Regions from separate parts of the Homo sapiens genome. Here region 1 is linked to region 2. A link is a contact called in ENCODE Hi-C or POLR2A ChIA-PET data. All regions are on one chromosome and are shown on one strand. Each heading gives the region's core, a stretch centred on a gene start or an enhancer-like site at or near the end of the contact. The rest is flanking DNA. Distances are from core to core; before and after follow the strand shown. Region 1 overlaps LOC105376819 (a long non-coding RNA gene). Region 2 overlaps CAPZB (capping actin protein of muscle Z-line subunit beta).

What was found. Hi-C counts contacts between places; a loop is a spot of excess contacts on that map. ChIA-PET counts read pairs that join two places held with the same protein, here RNA polymerase II (POLR2A). Pooled maps may share reads with other maps.
Region 1: a loop to region 2 is called in a pooled map, with 2.3 times the contacts of the local background. The contact joins two enhancer-like sites. A Hi-C loop is called at or near these places in 1 of 50 pooled maps. POLR2A ChIA-PET finds 5 or more read pairs at or near these places in 3 of 52 experiments (H1, activated CD4-positive, alpha-beta T cell and common myeloid progenitor, CD34-positive).

The regions. Positions count from the first base shown.
Region 1 is chr1:19,504,515-19,509,991 of GRCh38, forward strand. All of the region lies in intron 1 of LOC105376819 (a long non-coding RNA gene), which reads left to right. LOC105376818 (a long non-coding RNA gene) reads right to left here. Exons shown (of 3, transcript XR_947018.1): 3 at 5,376-5,414. Among named protein-coding and RNA genes, the nearest start is that of CAPZB, 22 kb to the left of the region's middle. Within about 2 kb of position 1,326, at least 18 of the 41 ENCODE cell types and tissues checked have a DNase peak (open chromatin) inside an H3K27ac peak, as active enhancers do.
Region 2 is chr1:19,340,177-19,345,940 of GRCh38, forward strand. CAPZB (capping actin protein of muscle Z-line subunit beta) reads right to left here. Exons shown (of 9, transcript NM_004930.5): 7 at 5,011-5,076; 8 at 4,182-4,258. Among named protein-coding and RNA genes, the nearest start is that of SLC66A1, 31 kb to the left of the region's middle. RefSeq lists enhancers at 576-1,550, 4,247-4,296. Within about 2 kb of position 1,500, at least 8 of the 41 ENCODE cell types and tissues checked have a DNase peak (open chromatin) inside an H3K27ac peak, as active enhancers do.

The DNA of each region.
Region 1 (5,477 bases), core at 76-2,575, 160 kb after region 2:
CCACCTCAGCCTCCCAAAGTGCTGGGATTATAGGCATGAGCCACTGCGCCAGTCCTGTATTTTGATTTTTTTTAAGTAACCCCCTAATGTTGTACAGTTTGGTTGTTTCCAGTTTTTCACCATCAATAGCAATAAACATCTTTGTATGTATCCTTCTGCTCATATCCCTAATTATTTTTTTAGCACTCACAAGTAGAATTTTGCATCTAAGGAAGAGCTACATTGTCAAGACTTTTGCTATTCATTGCCAAATTTCATTAAAAAGTTGTACAAATACACACCACTGGCAGCAGTGTATGAGAATGCTATAATAAAGGCTTTGGGCCAAGTTGACAATTATGAGCAAAAAAAAAAAAAAAAAAAAACAAAATCAAGAAGATAAGTGTTTGCTAAAGGCTCACCCTACGCCAGCTGTGTTTATTTGTTGAACTCTATCACCATGTTCCTTGGCCCAAACACTGAAGGTCCTTTAGATTCTTAGTTTATTTAGTGCCTCTTTCAACACTCTAGTACTTTGACCCCAGTCTTATCTGAAGGAAAGAGGATTTCTGGTAAATAGTTTCCAATTTGGAAACTCAACCCAAGCACTTCCATCCCTCATCCCAGTGTGGACCACCTCTGTGGTTTTAACTGCTGGGGATGAGTCAGAAAGTGATGCTGGCTGAGTTGGAACTGAGAACTGTAATGCTTATAAGAAATAATAGAGAAGGTTTGAGGTGAAAAAGTCATGTTCCGAGGTACAAAGGAAAAACCAATAACAACCCAGAGTTTGGAGTTTCATTCTGCCCTGCTCTGATAATATCACTATGGTGATGTTCTCCATAAACAATTGCAAAATAGCAAGATGAAAAGGAACAAGCAAGTTCCACCCAGGCGATCTGGAGTTATTTTAGGGATCAAGGCAGTGTCATCTGGGGTAAATATGGAATGCAAAATCTGTTCTTGTAATAATCATCCCCTTCTTTTGTGAGGCTGAACAAAGACCTGGCAAATCAGTCGTTTTGTGCTCAAAGAAGCACTGACCCAGTGTTCTCAGGGCCAAAGAGAAAGTGAAGCCAAAACAATGGAAATGATGGTTAATAACAGATGCTGGAATTATTCTTCTCACACCCATGGACTCTGAGACTCCACTGAGCCTGGTGTGGAGTCCAAGCGGGTGGAACAACGGTGATGTTCTTGGGTAGGGTTGGCCCAGTTGAGAGGCTGGGATCGGGACCCCAGGTTGCTGAGCTCGGTTGCCTGCCCTTGACCTTGATTCTTGGGCCAGAGTCGGTGGAGGGAAGCATCTTCAAGGCCACGGTCTGTCTCTGGGGCATCACCATCTGCTGCAGATGACATTTACTGCTCCTATCCTCATGCTATTCTCTTTGAACCCCTGACTCAGCGAGCCCCAGTCCAAAAAGCAGAACTAGCTATTTTTTGCATCAAGAAAAAGATGTCAGGCAATACACTTGCCGAATTCTTTGCTGACCCTGAAACGCTTCCTCTTTGCACTTAACTCCTGTTCTTCCTTTATTCTCTTTGCTGCCTTCTCTTCTAGACCACTAAATTGCAAGCGCCGCTATCTTCTCCAATGAAGATGCTCAAGGGAAGGGCTGTACTCAGCCATGGAGGCTGGCACAGTGCCTGGGGCACGCAAGTTTCTCCATAAATGTCAGCTCATAGGAGGTGAATTCAAAATCCCATGCCTACCCTAAAATGGACATTTCTCCGGCAGATCTGAGACTGAGGCTATTTGTTCATTCATTCAACAAATATTTATTGAGCACCTACTAGAAACCAGAATTTGTGCTAGGGACTGGAGCTGTAAGGGAAACAAGATTCCAGGGCCCTGTCCTTATGGAGATTACATTCTTGTACACTGTAATGCAAGTGGTGAGCACAGCTTCCATCTTGTCACAGTGGTGAGCACAACCTACTTCTCTGACCATTGGACAAAAAATTGCACTCCCCACTTACCTTGTCTTATTTTATATTTCTTTGTTGCTGATCTTTCAGTCTTTGCATGCAAAAATGTATCCTCTTTGAGGGTGCTTTATGATGTTCATTGCTGAATCCCAAGCACCTAGAACCACTTCTAGCATCCAGCAGGTGTGTTGGTCTATTTGGGCTGTTATAACAAACTACCATGGACTGAGCATTTTATAAACAGCAGAAATTTACTTCTCACCGTTCTGGAGGCTGGCAAGTCCAAGATCATGGCGCCAGCAGATTTGGTGTCTGGTGAACGCCCTATTCCTGGTTCACAGGTGGTGCCTTCTCACTGTGTCCCCACATGGTGGAAGGGGCTGGCTAGTGCCCTATGGTCTCTTTCATAAGCACACTGATCCCAATCCTGAGGTCACCACTCTCATGCCCTGATCACTTCCCCAAATGCCCACCTCCTAATACCTTGGAAGTGAAGATTTTACATATGAATATTAGGGACACAAAAACATTCAGACCATAGCAAAGTGTTCAACAAATACCTGTCAAATCAATTTATTTAATAAACTCTGCAATCTTCTAGAACTTTCTAGCACAAATCTCCAGGGAATGAGCTGAGAACTCCAGAAATTCATAACTACAAATTACAACTACCCAGGACTTTCCAGATTACAAAGGAGGGAGGTGCATGGGAAGGAGCCTTCGCCTCTCTTGAGTCCTGGGTTCCTTCTTGTAAAATAGAAACAATAACACCTACCTTTGGGGCCTGTTGTGAGGATCGGATGAAGTAATGGGTGGGAATTACTCAGCCCAGAACCTGGCAAGCAGTATTTGCTCCATGCCTGGGGACAGTGCTATTGTTTATTATTTGAGCGTCCCAATTCTGTGTGGACTTTATTATTAGCTTGGCCATTTAACTGACACAGAAAACAGGACTAACGGGGGTATACTAATTTGCCGAGGGTAGCTCAGGAGGGACTAGAACCCCAGCTACATACACCCATGGGGCTGAATTCCAAACACAATGCCTTATCTACCACCCCAGGGGTGCCACCTCTGGAGGGAAAACACAAGGGTGCCTCCTGATTCTTCCAACCCCCGACTCCACCACCCCATCCTCTCCCACCATTGTGTTGTTCTCCATTCTCAGTCTACCCCACCCATCACCAAGGGCACAAAAGAGCTCAGAGGAGAAGCAAGCTTGAGGGGAAGACTGTGCATTTGGTTAGTAGGAGCAGGACGAATCCCCCTCCCGCCCACCTGCAGCTTCCTGTGATGCTTCCTCCAAGTTCCCCACAGCCCCCTCTTCTCTCATGCCTTGGGGACCCTCAGCCTGCCAGCCTCTAAGCTGTCGGGGATTCTGATCCAATCAGAAGAGATGGGCTATGAGACCTGTTAGCATAAACAGATCGGGAAATCTTCTTGAAACAGAGAGGTCCTTGAAATTGAACTTCCTAAAAATGATTATGGTTTTTTTTTTTTTTTTTTTTTTTTTTTGGAGACAGAGTCTCGCTCTGTCACCCAGGCTGGAGTGCAGTGGCCAATCTCGGCTCACTGCAAGCTCCGCCTCCCGGGTTCACGCCATTCTCCTGCCTCAGCCTCCCGAGTAGCTGGGACTACCGGTGCCCGCCACCATGCCCGGCTAATTTTTTTGTATTTTTTTTAGTAGAGATGGGTTTCACCGTGTTACCCAGGATGATCTTGATCTCCTGACCTCATGATCTGCCCGCCTCAGCCTCCCAAAGTGCTAGGATTACAGGCATGAGCCACTGCGCCTGGCCAAAAATGATTATGATTTTTTTAAAAAGTAGGCCAGGTGCGGTGGCTCACACGTATAATCCCAACACTTTGGGAGGCTGAGGCAGGAGGATCACTTGAGGCCAGTGTTACTGGAAAGGGGTCCCAATCCAGACCCCAAGAGAGGGTTCTTGGATCTTGTGCAATAAAGAATTCAGGGCAAGTCCATAGAGTGAAGTGAAAGCAACTTTATTAAGAAAGTAAAAGAATAAAAGAATGGTTGGCCGGGCGCGGTGGCTCACGCCTGTAATCCCAGCACTTTGGGAGGCCGAGGCGGGTGGATCATGAGGTCAGGAGATCGAGACCATCCTGGCTAACAAGGTGAAACCCCGTCTCTACTAAAAATACAAAAAATTAGCCGGGCGCGGTGGCGGGCGCCTGTAGTCCCAGCTACTCGGGAGGCTGAGGCAGGAGAATGGCGTGAACCCGGGAAGCGGAGCTTGCAGTGAGCCGAGATTGCGCCACTGCAGTCCGCAGTCCGGCCTGGGCGACAGAGCGAGACTCTGTCTCAAAAAAAAAAAAAAAAAAAAAAAAAAAAAAAGAATGGCTACTCCATAGGCAGAGCAATGGTATGTGCTGCCCACCTGAATGTACTTATAGTTATTTCTTGACTATACGCTAAACAAGGGGTGGATTATTCATGAGTTTTCTGGGAAAGGGATGGGGATTTCCAGGAATTGAGCGTTCCTTCCCGTTTTAGACCATAAAGGATAACTTCAGAACATTGCCACGGCATTTGTAAACTGTCATGGAGCTGGTGGGAGTGTCTTTTAGCATGCTAATGCATTCTAATTAGCATATCATGAGCAGTGAGGTCAACAAGAGGTCACTTTCATCATCATTTTGGTTTTGGTGGGTTTTGGCCGGCTTCTTTACCACATCCTGTTTTATCAGCAAGGTCTTTGTGACCTGTATCTTGTGCCGGCCTCCTATCTCATCCTGTGACTAAGAATGCCTAACCTGGGAACGCAGCCCAGGAGGTCTCAGTTATTTTACCCAGCCCCTATTCAAGATTGAGTTGCTCTGGTTCAAATGCCTCTGACACTAGGAGTTCAAGACCAACCTGGGCAACATAGTGAGACACCATCCATACAAAATAAAAATTTTAAAATTAGCTGGGCATGGTGGCATGCCTACAGTCCCAGCCATTGGGGAGGTTGAGGCAGGAGGATTGCTTGAGTCCAGGAGTTTGAGGCTGCACTTAGCAGTGATGGCACTACTGCACTCCAGCCTGGGTGACAGCATGTCTAAAGAAAACAAACAAAACGAAAACTATAATAGCGTTAGCTGTAATTCATTAAATATTTCCATGGTGCTGGGTAGTGTGAGAGGCAATTTATAAATGTCCAGCTCTGATAACAACCAGGAAAGGCAGGTAGTATTATTCCTATTTTATAGATGAAAAAGTTGAGGCTCTGGAAAATGAATGATCTTGTGGGCCGGGCATGGTGGCTTATGCCTGTAATCCCAGCACTTTGGGAGGCTGAAGCGGGTGGATCACTTGAGGTCAGGAGTTCCACACAAGCCTGCCAACATAGTGAAACCCCATCTCTACTAAAAATACAAAAATCAGTTGGGCATGGTGGCACGTGCCTGTAGTCCCAATTACTCAGGAGGCTGAGGCAGGAGAATCGCTTGAACCTGGGAAGTGAAGATTGCAGTGAGCCGAGATCGTATCACTGGACTCCAGCCTGGGCGACAGTACGAGAGAAAAAAGAAAGAAAGAAAGAGAGAAAGAGAGGGAGGGAGGGAGG
Region 2 (5,764 bases), core at 250-2,749:
CACCCTTGGGAGTGGGTAAGAACCAGTGTCTCTGCGTGTCTGAGCACACTGTGTTTATGGCCCACGCAGCAGGTGCTTTCAGGCCTCTGCTGTGAGGCACCATCCGCTGTTAACTTGGCCCAGAAAACCCCTCAGCCCGGATTGCAAAGGGCGGCACAGGACAGCCAAGTGCCCCTGGGATCCCTGCTGTCAAATTCTGGATTTGTGGGGAAACGTTCAGGGCGACCGCATTCACGTATGTGTGGGGACGCTCATCAACAAAGCCAGAAACAATGAAGGCTTATGGAGATTTCACAGTTTACAAAACGCCTTTCACATATATTATCTCATTTAATTTTCACGGGCATCCTGGGGAAGTCTCAACTATCAACCCGGCCGGATGTGGTGGCTCAAGCCTGTAATCCCAGCACTTTGGGAGGCCAAGGCAGGAGGATCATTTAAGGCCAGGAGTTCAAGACCAGCCTGGGCAACATAGTGAGACCCCATCTCTACAACGACAACAACAAAAAGCGAAGTCAAGGCTTAAAAAAGAAAAAAGCTATCAACCCAATTTACAGATGAGGAAACTGAGGCTCAGAGGAATGCCCCCCTAGCAATTCTTTAATCATTTTGTCAAATTTACCCAACATATTGGTTAGGCAAAGACTTCCTAAATGTAGGTTTTATAACAGTTTAGAAGCAGTGGAAAGAGTGGGTAGAGGGCTGCTCAAGAAGAGTGCTACGGAGAGTGCACTCAGCCGGACTCTCACGTTTGATTCACACCAGCCATGGGAAGGAAGAATCAGAAAAATCAATCCCCAGAAGCAAAAATGGGCAAATGGAAGTGAAGCAGGGCCCAGGAGAAGCAACAGCACCCAGACTGAGTTCTGGCTACCGAATCCCTACAAGTCACAGGAAGAGCCCTCAAAATACTCAGCAGGTGCCATAAGACAAGACCTGGAAGCAAGCTGCATACAACTGAAAAAACTCCCAGGAGAAACGCAGACATTTGGTTCATGCTGGGGAAATACACGTTTCTGAGTATCTTCCCAGGACTGTCCCTGGCTCTGCGGCGGCCAAAGGCATCAGCCCCCACGGCCCCCAGGCTCCAAATCTCAGCCGATTCCCCAGGGGCTTCTTGCCAAGCTCACAGCGGGAGGTCAACATGGCCAGCGGGAGATGCGGCGGGCAAAGCAGCAGCGCACAGGACCTCTAGCCTGGGTGGTCACTGGCTCTTCTGGGAAGGAAGAGCCAAGCCCGCCAGGTCTTGGCTGGATCACACGAAGGAGAAAGTTCCAGAGCTAGAATCATGTTAGACACAGGAAGTTAGAAGTGAAATGGTGGAAGGCGGAAGGAGCAGGGGGCTTATTTAAGGGACAATGCTTGGGAAGGTCACGGCCAAGCAACCTCGAATCAGCGCTTGGAGACAGTGCTCGACTCTGTGGGAGGGAGGAGTCATCTTGAGCAGACCTGGCTGCCAGGGTTTCTACGCCAGGACGCCCCCAGTGGGCGGCCAGGGAACTGCACCATCACGGTGTATCTTAAAAAGAGTTTTTTCTCAATGCCATGATGGAAATGCCTGATGGCCACACTGTGAGGCTGACCCGAGTCGTGGGCCTTAAGTTGGCACACACAGACCAGACTGGTGCACTTAAGTCCCACGGCCTCGGAAAAGCAGCTCCACCTGGTTTTCTAAGTGCCTGACCCCACCTCCACCTTGGAAAGTCTGCTGCACCCCTTCTGGGGTGGGCCTTCAGTGCGCAGCCCCTGGACCTGGGCTCTGCAGCCCCAGTTGGCAGGGTTCCAAATGCCTTCTTTTTACAAACAAGTTTCCCTCCTACTCTCCAGGGATGCTGCCTCCTTCCCTACATCTGGATCTGTCACAAGCTCAAGTCATGGTTCTTGGCCATTACCAACAAGCAAGACTATTTTCCTTTCCATTAGCGAAACCTGTTTAAAGGAACAGCTGCAGCTCGTTAGGGGCGGAAGGTTATGCTGGTTGTGGCCGAGTCGGCACTGGGCGTCCAGGCAGCTCCAGCAGAGCATCTGGGCCAGCCAGGGTGGAGTCCAGCCCTGACTCTGCCCTCCAACCCCAGAGACTCAGAGATCAGAGAGTGAGGTCACCCCTTCCAAGCCAGCTAGCCCTGGACAGGCAATGTGCCGCTGAGCAGCGGGGAGGCTTATGTGGCTTCTGGGATCCCTGCACCAGCATCAGAGGCTCCTCTGAAGCATGGGGGGGTGGACGGCAGGCAGATCCCTGCCCTGGGGACAGTCAGGCCGGTGCACACAAGTGGCTGCTGCTGGAGAGGCAGCATCCGTCCCTTGGCCTGGGCTTCTTCAGAAGCAAAAGCCAAAAAATCAGCCGTCTTCCCCACACCCAGCCTCCACCCAGAGTGGAAAGCACACACACGTGATAGGTGCCGTGTTACATGGGGCCGAGGCTACACGGGAATGTGGCTGTGCACCGACCGGGAGCACACGTGGGGGTTAGTGGTGGTTTAAATGGCCGCGGAGCAGCAGCCGGACCGGCAGGGTCTCGGCGGGTTGGTGAGTCCTGTTTTAGTGGGGAGGGTCTCGCGGCTCTCAGGCAGGGTACCTGGATCGGCTTAATTATCAGGCTGGATGTAGATCTGGCGCTGGGTCAGCACTTGAGAGAGCTCCCTCTGCAACTGCTTAAACTTTTGGTTGTCAGGGATAGCATCAATAGATCTACAGAGAGTGTTCAAGATGAGTGGAGTGGGAGGGAAGAGAACGACGAGAAGCCAGGAACGCAGGGGGCCACAGCTGAGGAGGAAATTCAGGGAGACCCACGAGGCGGAAGGGGGGATGCCGTGGCGGCTCTGGGGTGTGGAGTGGTATCGCCGCTGCAGAGGTCCACGCTGGCGGTGGTCGTGGTATTCAGGGGCTCGCCACCACCACCCGCAGGCTCTTCGGCTTCTCTCCCCCACTTCCCAGCCACTGCCTGGGGACTGTGCAGGTTGGCTGGGCGGGAAAGTGTGTTTGGTGTATCGGGCAGTGGCTGCCAGTGGCAGGCCTAACGCCAGGGACCACTGGGCTCTAACCCTGTCACAGGTCACGAAGACCAAGCCTCCCCCAGGTGGGCAGGGGATCAGAAGACAAGGGTCCAAAGAGGACTCCTCCTCTGTTTTAAAACTGTAAAGCAGGTGACTGAAATCTGTCGCCCACCCCAGTCCACGAGCTGGGGCAGCCCCGGGACTGCAGCCTGCCTCTCCTCTGGGCTGGGCTGTGAGAGCTACACCACGGCAGTGGGTGAGAGGGCTGGCCGCTAAAGGCATAGCACAGCCCGACTCACACGGTGCTGCTGGACTGCAGAGCGTGTTCTAGATTCATCATCTCAGCCGACCGTGCCTCCTCGACTGGACAAGGGCCTCTGCGAGGAGTGCCAGAGGCCATGCAGCTCGGGATGACAGAGCTTAGGGGAGATCCCGGCCTCCTGACTCTCCTGACTCCAAGGCCAGTGCTCCCTCCACAGCCGTTTACTGCCCCCAGCTGGGCTCTGGCCTCATGTCAGAGGCCTGCCTCCTGCTCTGTCCGCCGTGGACCTGGAGGGTCCAGAGAGCGCCCGGCTTTTGTTTGGGCTGACACTGCAGAGCTGAGGGCACGAGGTGGGAAGGATGGTGCAGGACACTGGCCACTGGCAGCAGAGCCCTGGCAGAGGACGTCAGAGAGGCTGGGGCCCCCTGAGAACGCCCAGGCTGAGGGCCCTGCCTGCATGTGGCGTCAGGGAGGCTGGGGGCCTGAGAAGGCCCGGACTGAGGGCCCTGCCTGCACGTTGCGCTCTGCTGTCTCGGAGAGCAGGCCAGCCAGAGGCAGCCGGGCTGCCCGGAATGTGGTGTCATGGCTCCCCTAGGCCCAGGCTGGAGGGTGGGGAGATTTTTGAGCGGGGACTGACAAACTGCAGGGCTGAGGAGGCTCCGGGGGCAAGGGCACCAATGGCTGTTAGGGTGAACATGCCCCAGAAAACAAATGGTGCAGATAGGGACCGACAGCTGCTACGGAGAGTGCAGATGACACATCAGGACTTTACTTTCCAAAATCAACATAATGATCATCCCAGAAGAGGGGCACTGCAGCCTACCAATGAGGACACCGAGGCCCAAGACCACACAGCTAGTAACTGGCAGAGCCAGGGTTCAAATCCCTCTGTCTGCTTCTAAAGCTTGTGCTTTCTGGTACATTACCTCAGCCCATTGACGATATCCTTTGTTTTTCCAAAGTAGATCTCGTTCAGCGTACTTCTGATTTTATTTTCCATGTCCTGGAAGGGAGGTCGGTCAGCGCAGTGGCAAAAGGTCAGGAACCCTGAGGCCCACGCCCTCCCTCCACCTGCCAGCCCTGCAGTCCCCAGTGTGGCCACTGGAGGGTGGCACACGCCTGCTCTGGGGCATCAGTGAGCGCGCTCCAGGCTGCCAAGACCCCACCTGCCATCTGTGCTCCCGGCACCTTCCCATCCACAGTCCACAGGCAGGGAGGAAGCCAGTACCCAGGGATTGGCGGCCAGCTCTGCCCATGCCTGGGAGCTGCTCTAAACCACATCACCACCCCTTGGGCTCCCCACTAATTTTGTGAACAATTCTGTGAAACCCGAGAGCACCTCCCTGCCTTCCCAAACAACGTGGTGACAGGAGGGCCAAGGCAGCCGCAACTGAAGCCACACCAGGGCCCACTGGCATTCCTGGGATCTGCTTCCTCTCCCAGCGCAGGGCCCTGTTCACACCCAGGCGATCAGGGGAGACAAGACCTAGTGCGCCCCAGAGCCAGCGCCTGAGCAGTCTTCTGGGAGCCCAGGTCTGGGGGTGGAGCAGGAGGTGGCCCTGAAGCTGGAGCCTGCTGGCATCCAAATCAGAGGCTCCAAAAATATGAGGCCAGGGCAAAATCCAAGAAGCGCTCTGCCGGCTGCGGTGGAGCTGAGAGAAAGCAGCAGAGAAGGAGGCCAGCACAGCGGCTCCGGGGCTGCAGTGTCACTGCTGTGGGTCACTGCAGGAGCCAGCCAGAGCCCAGGTCACTCACCTCTACCAGGCGCCCGATGTTGGCTATGTGTGGGGAGCAGTCACTCACAGTTTCATCCTTCTCCATCTGCAAAAGACAGAAACATTCCAAGTCAGAGAAAGCCAGAGATTTCTGAGAACGGCAGACAGCCCACCCCACCTCCACGGTCTGCAAAGAGCCTACTGTTCCCACCGTGGAGCCAGCTGCAGGTATGACAAGGCCAGTTTTGCAGCCTGGGAACTGAAGCACAAACCGACTTCAGTTTCAGACCATAAAGAGCCCAGAGGGCAGAAGCCCAGAGTCCCACTTCCAAGGGAGAAGATTTTGCTGCTGCCCATGGTAGAGCAGGCAGATGCCCAGAGCCACAGCAGCAGCCCTTGGCAGGCACCAGCTCACCCGAGCCAACTGGAGAAGACTCACTCGGTTTGTCTTCAGGCCTCTACTGGCAGGCCCAGGCCCACGCTGGGCCATCCACCCCAGGTTCAGGGCCTGACACTGCAGGGGAAGCTTCTGTGCTGCTGCTGCGCCCTGGCGCTCCCAAATGGTGGCTTTGGGGTGCCATCTGCTGCAGTCTCGCAGGGAGGGACAGACAACCTCTGACGGAGACTTCAGGCCAGAGGGATTCAGTGGCTCACCCTAGTCATGCAGGTGGCAATGGCAGAGCCTGGGTCAAACCCTTCCTCGCACCAGGGCCTGTTCGTTCTACTCTGCGAGGAGAGTTTGAGCAAGAGAGTCTCAATATAGACTCTGAGGTTATGAGGGGGGCAGCAGCACT